2 separate regions of the Homo sapiens genome follow, and region 1 is linked to region 2. A link is a contact called in ENCODE Hi-C data. All regions are on one chromosome and are shown on one strand. Each heading gives the region's core, a stretch centred on a gene start or an enhancer-like site at or near the end of the contact. The rest is flanking DNA. Distances are from core to core; before and after follow the strand shown. Region 1 holds the start of SGPP2 (sphingosine-1-phosphate phosphatase 2). Region 2 holds the start of WNT10A (Wnt family member 10A).

What was found. Hi-C counts contacts between places; a loop is a spot of excess contacts on that map. Pooled maps may share reads with other maps.
Region 1: a loop to region 2 is called in a pooled map, with 4 times the contacts of the local background. The contact joins the promoter of SGPP2 here to the promoter of WNT10A in region 2. A Hi-C loop is called at or near these places in 6 of 37 single-sample maps with no recorded cell type and 8 of 50 pooled maps.

What each region holds. Positions count from the first base shown.
Region 1 is chr2:222,422,914-222,427,330 of GRCh38, forward strand. It overlaps SGPP2 (sphingosine-1-phosphate phosphatase 2), which reads left to right and starts at 1,630. Exons shown (of 5, transcript NM_152386.4): 1 at 1,630-1,908. The coding sequence starts at 1,690. RefSeq lists enhancers at 874-1,173, 2,364-2,513, 2,564-2,623 and silencers at 1,334-1,683, 1,774-2,003, 2,014-2,063.
Region 2 is chr2:218,877,676-218,882,145 of GRCh38, forward strand. It overlaps WNT10A (Wnt family member 10A), which reads left to right and starts at 3,177. Exons shown (of 4, transcript NM_025216.3): 1 at 3,177-3,433. The coding sequence starts at 3,321. RefSeq lists silencers at 2,603-2,662, 2,883-3,092, 3,113-3,252.

The DNA.
Region 1 (4,417 bases), core at 380-2,879, 3.5 Mb after region 2:
AATGCTGCGTGTGCCATGTTTTGCTTTGCCTATTTTTCCTAACTGGTAGAAAGAAAAATCGAAGCACTAAATTCGGGAGACACATGATGCAAGTGCCTTCACAGGAAAACATATTTCTTTAACACATAAGCAGAACAGGTCCCCAACGATCACAGCTCCAGCTTCTAAAACCAAACCACAGGGTTTTGCCTCACACCTGTAAATGACAGCCAGAAGCATTGTGGAGAGATGCTTCCACCTCCTGGGCCGGACATTTCTGTGTGTGATCCCGCCAGACATGACAATAACTCTGCGTGTCTTCTGTAAGAGGAAAATGGTTTCCCTTAAGAGCTTCAGCATTCTCTCAGTCCCCTTGACTTTGCTCTCCAGACAGGACTGAGAAGCAAGAAAAGTAGAAACTAGGGCATGAAGGGGACTACATCATCCTGGAAAGTCACATCCCAAAGACATTCAGGCCTAAAAGGACAACTGAATAAATAAGGCATTGACAGGTGTTCATTAATCATTTGTGCAACCAAATTCTTAGTAGGCTTTGCATGGACAATCAGGAAACATGCAGGTTTCTGCTGCAAACGAAAGACGGGGTTGAATTGCACTTTTGTTGCAGACTGATCACCTGGGCCTAATTTGATTGTTGCCTCCCAAGGGATCTCTGAGCCCAGGAGGGAAATGTAGGAGGGAGGAGGGAAAACCAAGGCCGGCCTGCAGGATGTTTCCTTTGCTATCTTCTGCTGAGTGCTCTAAAGCAGGTGCAGGTGCAATGAGATACCTAATCCTGTCCCCAGTCCTCCAGCACTTTGTTCTCTTCTCGTTTAAACTCCCTAAATGGTCTGGTGGGGTTTTCCCAGTGTCATTGCTTAAAGAGAGGCAGAGCGGAAAGAAAGAAGTAGGAGAAAGCGGTAAGCATCTTTGTTCTCAATGCGGAAAACCCAGAAGGGACTTTCCTTCCCACCCACCTGAAAATGTTCCCCAGTTGCCAAATCAGAAGGGCAGGGGCAGCGACGCGGAAGATGACTCAGGGCCCACTTTGAACCTCCTGGGTACTTGAGCAAGCTCAAGGGTGTTCGGACCTCTAGGGAGACGTTGCATCACGCAGTTTGGAAAGAACTTGGGAATTCTCCCTGGGGGGCTCGCTGTATTTACTGGGAACTAGTCTTGCAGGAAGGTGAGAGTACGTGGCTGGCTGTGGGGAGCTGGCGTGGGAGGAAATCCGACTTCACCTTGGGCTCAGAGTTGCAAGGAAGGTCACTGTGGGATCAGCCTGAGCCCAAAAGGATGGGCTAATGGGAGCGGCCGCAGGTGCACGCGCGCTCGGCCGCTCCCATTAGTGTTACGTCTGCCGGGGGAAGAAGGTGGGGTGGGGGGTTGGGGGCGCCGGGAGAAGAGAGGCGCAGTTCGGAGATCGGCACTCCTCCGTCCAGTTACAGGCGGTCCTGCCCCCGTGGCCGCCCGGGGCCGCCCAAGCCCTCCGGGACGGAGAGAAAGGGGGACGCGTTGCGCAAGGTGGAGGCAGACACCTGGGCGGGCGCTAGGACCCGGGCGGCGCACCTGTTGGCTGGGCCCGGGGCCCCGCCCGCCCGGCCTCCGCCCGGAGTGCGGGATCGGCGGGGGCGAGGCGGGAGTGGCGGTGCCAGCGGAGGGCACCGGCCCGGCGTGGCAGCGGCGGCGGAGCGCGGCCCCGGGCACACCATGGCCGAGCTGCTGCGGAGCCTGCAGGATTCCCAGCTCGTCGCCCGCTTCCAGCGCCGCTGCGGGCTCTTCCCCGCTCCGGATGAAGGCCCCCGGGAGAACGGCGCGGACCCCACGGAGCGCGCGGCGCGGGTCCCCGGGGTCGAGCATCTCCCCGCAGCCAACGGCAAGGGCGGCGAGGCTCCGGCCAACGGGCTGCGCAGAGCCGCGGCGCCGGAGGTAACCATGGGCAGGTGTTCGCCGGGTACGGGGAGGGGGCGGCTGCGGACGTGCGGGTCCCTGCGACTCCGCCACGCGGGGCCGGCCGGGCCGAGAGGGCGCCGTCCCCGGCAGTGACCCGGCTCCCGCCGCTGCGAGCGGACGGGGAGGCCTGGCCTTCCAGTAACCAGGATGCCACCCTCCAACGCTGCCAGGGGCAACCGGGTCTATTGAGATATCCCCAGACGCTTTCAATGCAGTCCATTTAGAGACTTCCCACTTTCAAAAGTAGTTAAATTCACGTAGATGCCAGCAAATATGTAAGAGTTACGTAATGGAACGGAGGAGCGGGGATGTCCTTGGCACTTCCCCGGGGAGACGTTCTTAGACTCCCCCCCACCCCCGTATTCTTGCATTTCCGCCCATCCCCCTTCCCTGATGCGCACAAATGCGGGTGCAGCCGGGCTCAGCGCGCTCCTCACCGCGCTGCACCGCCAGCTCTGGGCACAGAACTTGGGGCTCACACAGCTCCTAGAGAGATTTACAACCTCCCTGCACTACCCCCGGCGATGATGTCTTAACAGCAACTCTCGCTTGCCCTCCCCCAGAGTCTGGGGGTCCCTCCTGCCTGGTGGGTCTTTTATGGACCGACACCAGTGACTTCTAACAGATGCTTCTGGGAGGGAAGCTCGCTACGCTCCCGCTAGGTGTTCAAAGCGTGGTTATACAACCCACTGCGGCTTGGGGGGAACCAGCGTGCGTCGTCGTCGCAGTGCACAGGGACTTTAGGCAGCAGGGACCAGACGGGCTGCACTTGGCTTCTGGGGACGCATGTCTACCGGGAGCACTGGCAGCACCTGCCTTTTCCCTCGGCAAAGTCAAAAGTGTGGCGCAGGAGAACAGAAATAAACGTATTAATAATTCGAATTCCTTGTACACAGCCACATTTTGTTCTTCCTAGAAGGTTTTGGTGAAAGAAAGGTGGCCTTTACTTACGTGTAAATTTCTAGATGTAGTAACTGAGGAATTACGAAGAACCTGGCTTCTGTGTGGAATGGAATATTATAGGCATTGGATTACAGAATTTGTTTGGGAGGGTGAGGGTGGTTGTGTGTTCTACTCCAGAGAAATCCTCCTCTGTATTTTTTCCTCTTTATTGTTCCTTCTTTATCCCATGTGACATTCCGGTAACCTATAGATGAGTATGAGAACCCCTCTTTTTTCTCTTGCCTTGTCTTAAAAACGGGGCAGAGTAGGGGGGATAAGAAATCAGCTGGGCGTGGTGGTGCGGCCTGTAGTTCCAGCTACTCCGGAGGCTAAGACAGGAGAATAGCTTGAGGCGGAGGTTGCAGTGAGCCAAGATCACGCCACTGCACTCCAGCCAGGGCGACTGAGCGAGACTCCGTCTCAAAAAAAAAAAAAAAAAAAAAAAAAGACCAAAACAAACAAACAAACAAACAAAAAACAGTCCCATGGCTGAAACGTGCCGTGACATATTCGGTGCACACACTGTTTACACCCACAGGTAGACACGTGAGTTGCTTTCTGTTGCTCTCTTCACAAGCTTCTACCCTGTTTCTCTAATTCAGGAAGCTGAAAAAGAGTGAATTGTTCCACCAGTGCTTCTCAAACTGTTTTAAACATCACCCCTGGTAACTTAACTTTAAACTCCACAGTTGGATCCTCTTGACCTTTAAAAGCAAGCTAAGCAGATTTCTTACACAGTTTTATCTTCTTACTGCTTGACAATCCTGGTGGGTCTTCAGTGAGTGAAATTGTGGCGGTTTCCCCACACCCACCCAGCCAACACAGGACTTCTGCTTACAGATCATGTAAAAGCAAGAAAGCTGAATGCCCAAGATAAGAAATCATTGTGTTGGTATATAATGGGGGAAATCATAAACTTGAGAGTGCTTGATAAATGAAAGGTTAATTAATGTTTTTACAGGTGGGTTGGTTTCAAATGACTTGGGAAGATTAATCCTTTACATACACACATTGATTCCCCCCCTCAAAAATTATCTCTTATCTACACTCAGGCAATTTACAGGACTTTAAGGGGGCAGTTGTGAAAAGTGTGCTGCCCTCTCTGCAGGCCTTTGTACAGGCGTTGGCCTGCCTGAGCTGCCTGTCTTTTCTCTAAATATCCTCCCCACTCATCCTTCTATTTCCAAAGGTCAGTTCCTCCATGGGTGACTTCTCTGACCTTCCAGCCTAGCTCCCCCTGCTATAGTTTTTCTTTGCTTTCTGCATTTCTTCATTACAGCATTTATCACGTTGTTTAAATGTGCCTTTGTGTGGATATCTGATTATTCCCCGCCCCTCCAGAGGATGATAAACTCTAAGAATGCAGGCAACTTTTCTGTTATGGTCCTTATTTTTTTCTCATAGCCTGGCACGTAGGAGGGACTAGTGACTTTTGTGAATACATGCATGTAGATTGCAATATAAAATTATAGTTTTAAACTTTTTTTTTAAGAGACAGGGTCTTGCTGTGTCACCCAGGGTGGAGTGCAGTGGCACAATCATA
Region 2 (4,470 bases), core at 1,927-4,426:
GGAAGGCCTAGGATCAGCCTGAGGCCACGGGCTCGGGGAACAATTCCCTTCCCTTTCAATGACCAAACACATTGGGAGTTTGGGGAGACTGCAGCAGCAAGCCATTCCCCCTTACCTTGCTGAGGGTTGGTGGCCTCTGAGGCCTGGACAATGGAATGAAGAGCCTCCTTATTGGTCTGTGGCTCCTTGGCGTTCTTCTTCAGCAAGACAAACTTCTCCAGCTGGGCACCAGGACTGGGCTGGGGCTGGACTGGGCTAGGCTGGGGCTGTGAGGGTCCCACCTGTTCTCACCCCCATGCTTCCCCGGCCCTTCCTCCCTGTGACCTTCTCCAGAGCTGCCACAGCTGGAACCATTCTCCAAGCTGCCTTTCATCCCCAGTGCTCCCCCGCCCCCCAGTGGCCCCTGTAATTGTGGTCTTAGGCGGCGGCTGCGGGGGCTGGGGCTGGGCTGAGGGCCAGGGCCCAGGGCAGGGCCAGGGTGGGGACTAGGGGGTGCTGATAGGGGCTTGGCCATGGTGTGGGTCATTTGGGGCTGGGACCCCAGGGGCAGACAGTCTCTGGGCCTCACCTACATACATGCCAAGGCTCTGGACCAACACAGACTCTCCCCTCCCTTCACTGAGAAGTGCTCTGACTTGGGCACTCCTAGACCCTCCTGACACCAGGGCAGAGCCACGCCTGAGTGCAAGCCTCAGTATCACTATTTGCCTCCGGAGGCTTTTTTGTTTTTTTTTAAGAAAGGGTTTTCTCGGTCTCCTTTGCACCTCTGTATTTCACAGACAGTGGAGGTGGGGAAGAAAAGAGACCCCCTCATCAGAGAGATGCCAAAGGAAACTAAATCAGCTCCTCAACCAGGTCAGCAGCGTTTCCCAAAAGGAGTCCCCACCAGAATCACTGGGGATGCTAGCTAGAAAGACAGACACCCAGGCCTTTCCCTGGAAAGGCTGATTCAACTTCATGGGGCCTGGAATCCGCATTCCCACAATGGCCCACCCCAGGGGACACTTGTGCTGCATCAAGCGTGGGAAATGCTAGTGTGAGCGCGTGATGGGGAATAAGGACATCTGTAAGCTGATTATGAGTCCCTTCCCTGTGTCACGTTCCTAATTCTTTCTGGGCCTCAGTTTCCCCAACAGCCAATAAGAATATGACTCTCCAGCTTGCTGGTGTCCTCTCTCATCCTGGGCTGGTGCCTGTCTCCTGTCTTGAGTCTGGTCCCACCCTTACCCTTACCGCTTACCCTTCCCAAATGCTAGTCCCAAGCTGTCCCCGTTTCTGCAGCATGGTAGGGAGAGTGGGGAGGGCAGGGGGCAGTTGGGGTCAAATAAGGCTCTAGCTGACGCAGTCTGCTTGCTGCCCCTGGCTGTTTTCCTGCAGTCCAGCCAGACTGCTCCCCCCCCACTGCCCCACCCCCACCCCCAGCAGCCTCAAGCCCTTAATTCCTGACAGCTGCGGTGGCTGCCGGCAGAGATGAGGGGGAAAGGAGGGGGGAGTATGCCGTCAGCCTGCTGTTGCTCAGGCCGCCCCCACCACCTGACAGTCTGGGGACAAGGAGGGCCCCACCCCCTCCTTCAGTTCCCCAGGGATGGGCAATTCCAGGAATGGGCCTTTTTTGTCTCTGAGCCCAGAGGCTCCCATAGTTTTGTTCCTAAGCCAGCAGGGGCTCTCTTCAGAGAGAGGGGCATGTTTGTGTAAAGGCTTGTGCCCATTTTACAGAGGAGGATGCCGAGGGCACAGGGCAGGAGCACGATCCACTATCAGGGCCCAGGCTAGCACCAGAAACAGACGGCAGAGCTGCCTTTCCCCTGCCCTCTGGCTCTCAGGCCCTTGCTTGGGCCCAGCACACTTGCACTATATCGAGGAGGGGCCCAGTGTTCAGTTGGGGTGGAGGGACAGGAAGATCTCAGCGAGAAGTAGACCTGAGCCAGGAGGCTGGTATTAGGGACCTCCTAGAGGACCATGTGCAGGTGGGGCCAGGGAGGGCCAGGACAAGACTGAGAGTATCTGCGGGCACAGGCAGGCAACACTCAGTGTTGGGGAGGCAGCTGCTGCGCTGGGAGTCAGGAGAGCTGCGTTCGGTTCTCGCTCTTCCGCTAATTTGCTGTGTGACCTCTTTGAGCCTCGATATTTTCTTGTGAAATAAAGGGGAGCTAAATAAACTATCTCAACGGCCACTTCTAGGGTTAAAAGTCTCTCTAACGCCTCCTCCCAGGACGTGCCACCCCGGGCGCTCCTACGCAAGCATTTTCTGGGGGCCTGACACTGCTGCCTCCCCGGGCTCACTGAGGAGACAAGGTGGTCCCCATGAGCCGCATTCCGCAAAGGGGCAGAGGAGGTCTCCGTGAGCAGGAGCAGGAGGCACCTGTTTAAGGTCACACAGCAAAGGGGAGAAGAAACCAGAGGCTGCCAAACTCCTCTGCAGGAGCCCACACCTGCCTCACACCAGGCAGGCCTGGGGGAAGTCCCTCCTCTGGCGGAGGAGGCGAAACACAGAGGCCAGCCCCTCCCCTCCAGCCCCTGCAGGTGTGTGTGTTGGGGTGGGATGGGGGCGCTCCCCAGCAGCTGCGTCTCTGCCAGGCACACACACCTCGCGGTAACACATATCCCCCACACAACCCAGCGCGCTCCACACACAGGCATCTTCCTGTGCACGCGCGCACAGACCCCAACACCTTTCCCTCTGTTGCCCTCAGCAGGGACGCTCCCACCCCCAGTCCCCAGCGGACGCAGTGGCCTCGGGACTCGTACACGCCTCCACGCCCCGCCGCGTGACGTCACGTGGGGTAGAGCCCTGAGACACTAAATGGCGGGGGGGTGGGGGGAGGAAAGGGAAGGCGGCAGAGCTCCCCGAGCCGGGACAGTCACTTACTCTACAGGCAGTGGGGCCCGACACAGACAGCGCCGCCCCCGCCAGCCAGCCTCGCACGCCCTCGGAAGCGCAGGCTCCCGGCGCTGCGCTGGAGGGTTCCCCGGCACCCCAGCCTCCCGTCCCCAGCCCGCTGCACCTCCGGGCCCCCCTTACCCTTGAGAGGCACCGGGAGTTGTCGCGGGGGGGCCTCGGGAAATTCCCCGGACCCCTGTGCCAGGAGGTGCCCGGTTCGCCCGCTCTTCACCCCCCGCCCCCCCCGAGGGCGGTGCCCGGGGGTGCTGCCCCATGGAGCGGGGAGGCGGGCGCCGTCTGCTCCGGGAGCCCTGACCCGAGTCGGAGCTGTGTGTCGCAGCCGCCCCGACCCCCCGCCGATCATGCGCCGGCGCCCCTGGCTCTCCAGTCCCACTGGGCTGTGAGCCCCCCACTCCCAGCCCGTCAGGGCCTGCGCGCCATGGGCAGCGCCCACCCTCGCCCCTGGCTGCGGCTCCGACCCCAGCCCCAGCCGCGGCCAGCGCTCTGGGTGCTCCTGTTCTTCCTACTGCTGCTGGCTGCTGCCATGCCCAGGTGAGCCCTCACCTCATGCTCCGCCCTCCTAGAGAGTTGGGACCCCGGCCTGCAGGGGCCTCTGATGCTCTTGCTGGGGTAGAGGACCCTGGAAGAAGGGAGGGACAGGGTCATAGGAAAGTGCTGGTGCCCAACCAAAGGCAGTGAGCTCCCTCATAGGAGGGGGTTGGACTGGTGACAGGATATGGGCAGTCCAGGGAGACAAGGCAGTGCCCAGGAGCATGATGGCAACTAGGAGGGGAGGTGTGTGTGGGGGGGGAGCAAGTGCCAGTCTGGAGTTCCTGCCCTGTTGGGGGAATGCACCCCCACCTCAGGAGTAAGCACAAGCTGCCTCACTCCTTCCTGCAGCTCAGCCCCAGGTAGGGGCAGGGGTTGGGAGGCTGGAAGGGGGTAGCCCAGGTGGGGTCAGTGAGAGACTGCAGCTGCAAGAGCTGTGTGTGTGTGTGTGTGTGTGTGTGTGTTTTCAATCGAGCCCAGGATCCCAGCAAACTGTGTTGGTAAACAGTAGTTTGTATGTGTGCCCATGTGTGCATGTGAGAGCTCATGGGTCAATGTATGTTAAGATGAACACATGTGTAAATGGGAGTGTCTTTGTGTGTGTGTCTGTAACTATGTCTGATGAAGTGTGCATGTGCGTAAGTGTGCTGGGGTTGGGTTTGTGTGTCCACCACAATGTGTGCAGAAGTGTGTCTATGTGAATGTGACTGAAACATATCTGTGGGAGTGGGCTTGTGGGGAACCCTGTGTGTATGGGCATCTATTCCTGGGGATGTGCATAGGAAATACTGTGGCCACAAGCATGGTGGATGTGTGTGCATTTGCACGCTTACCTGTGTGGGTGTGCAGCTAGCTGAGTGAGTTGCACTGGGCAGGATGATTGTGAGGAGGTCAAGGAGAGAGGAATGTGTAGGAGTGTACTGATGGGCCCAACCTTCAGAAGCAGAGGTTGGAAGAGGGAGTGATTATGGCCGTTGGGACAGAGTGTGTGTTGTTAGATGGGGCTCTCCTGGTCCCCCCAAAACACGTACCCACTCCAC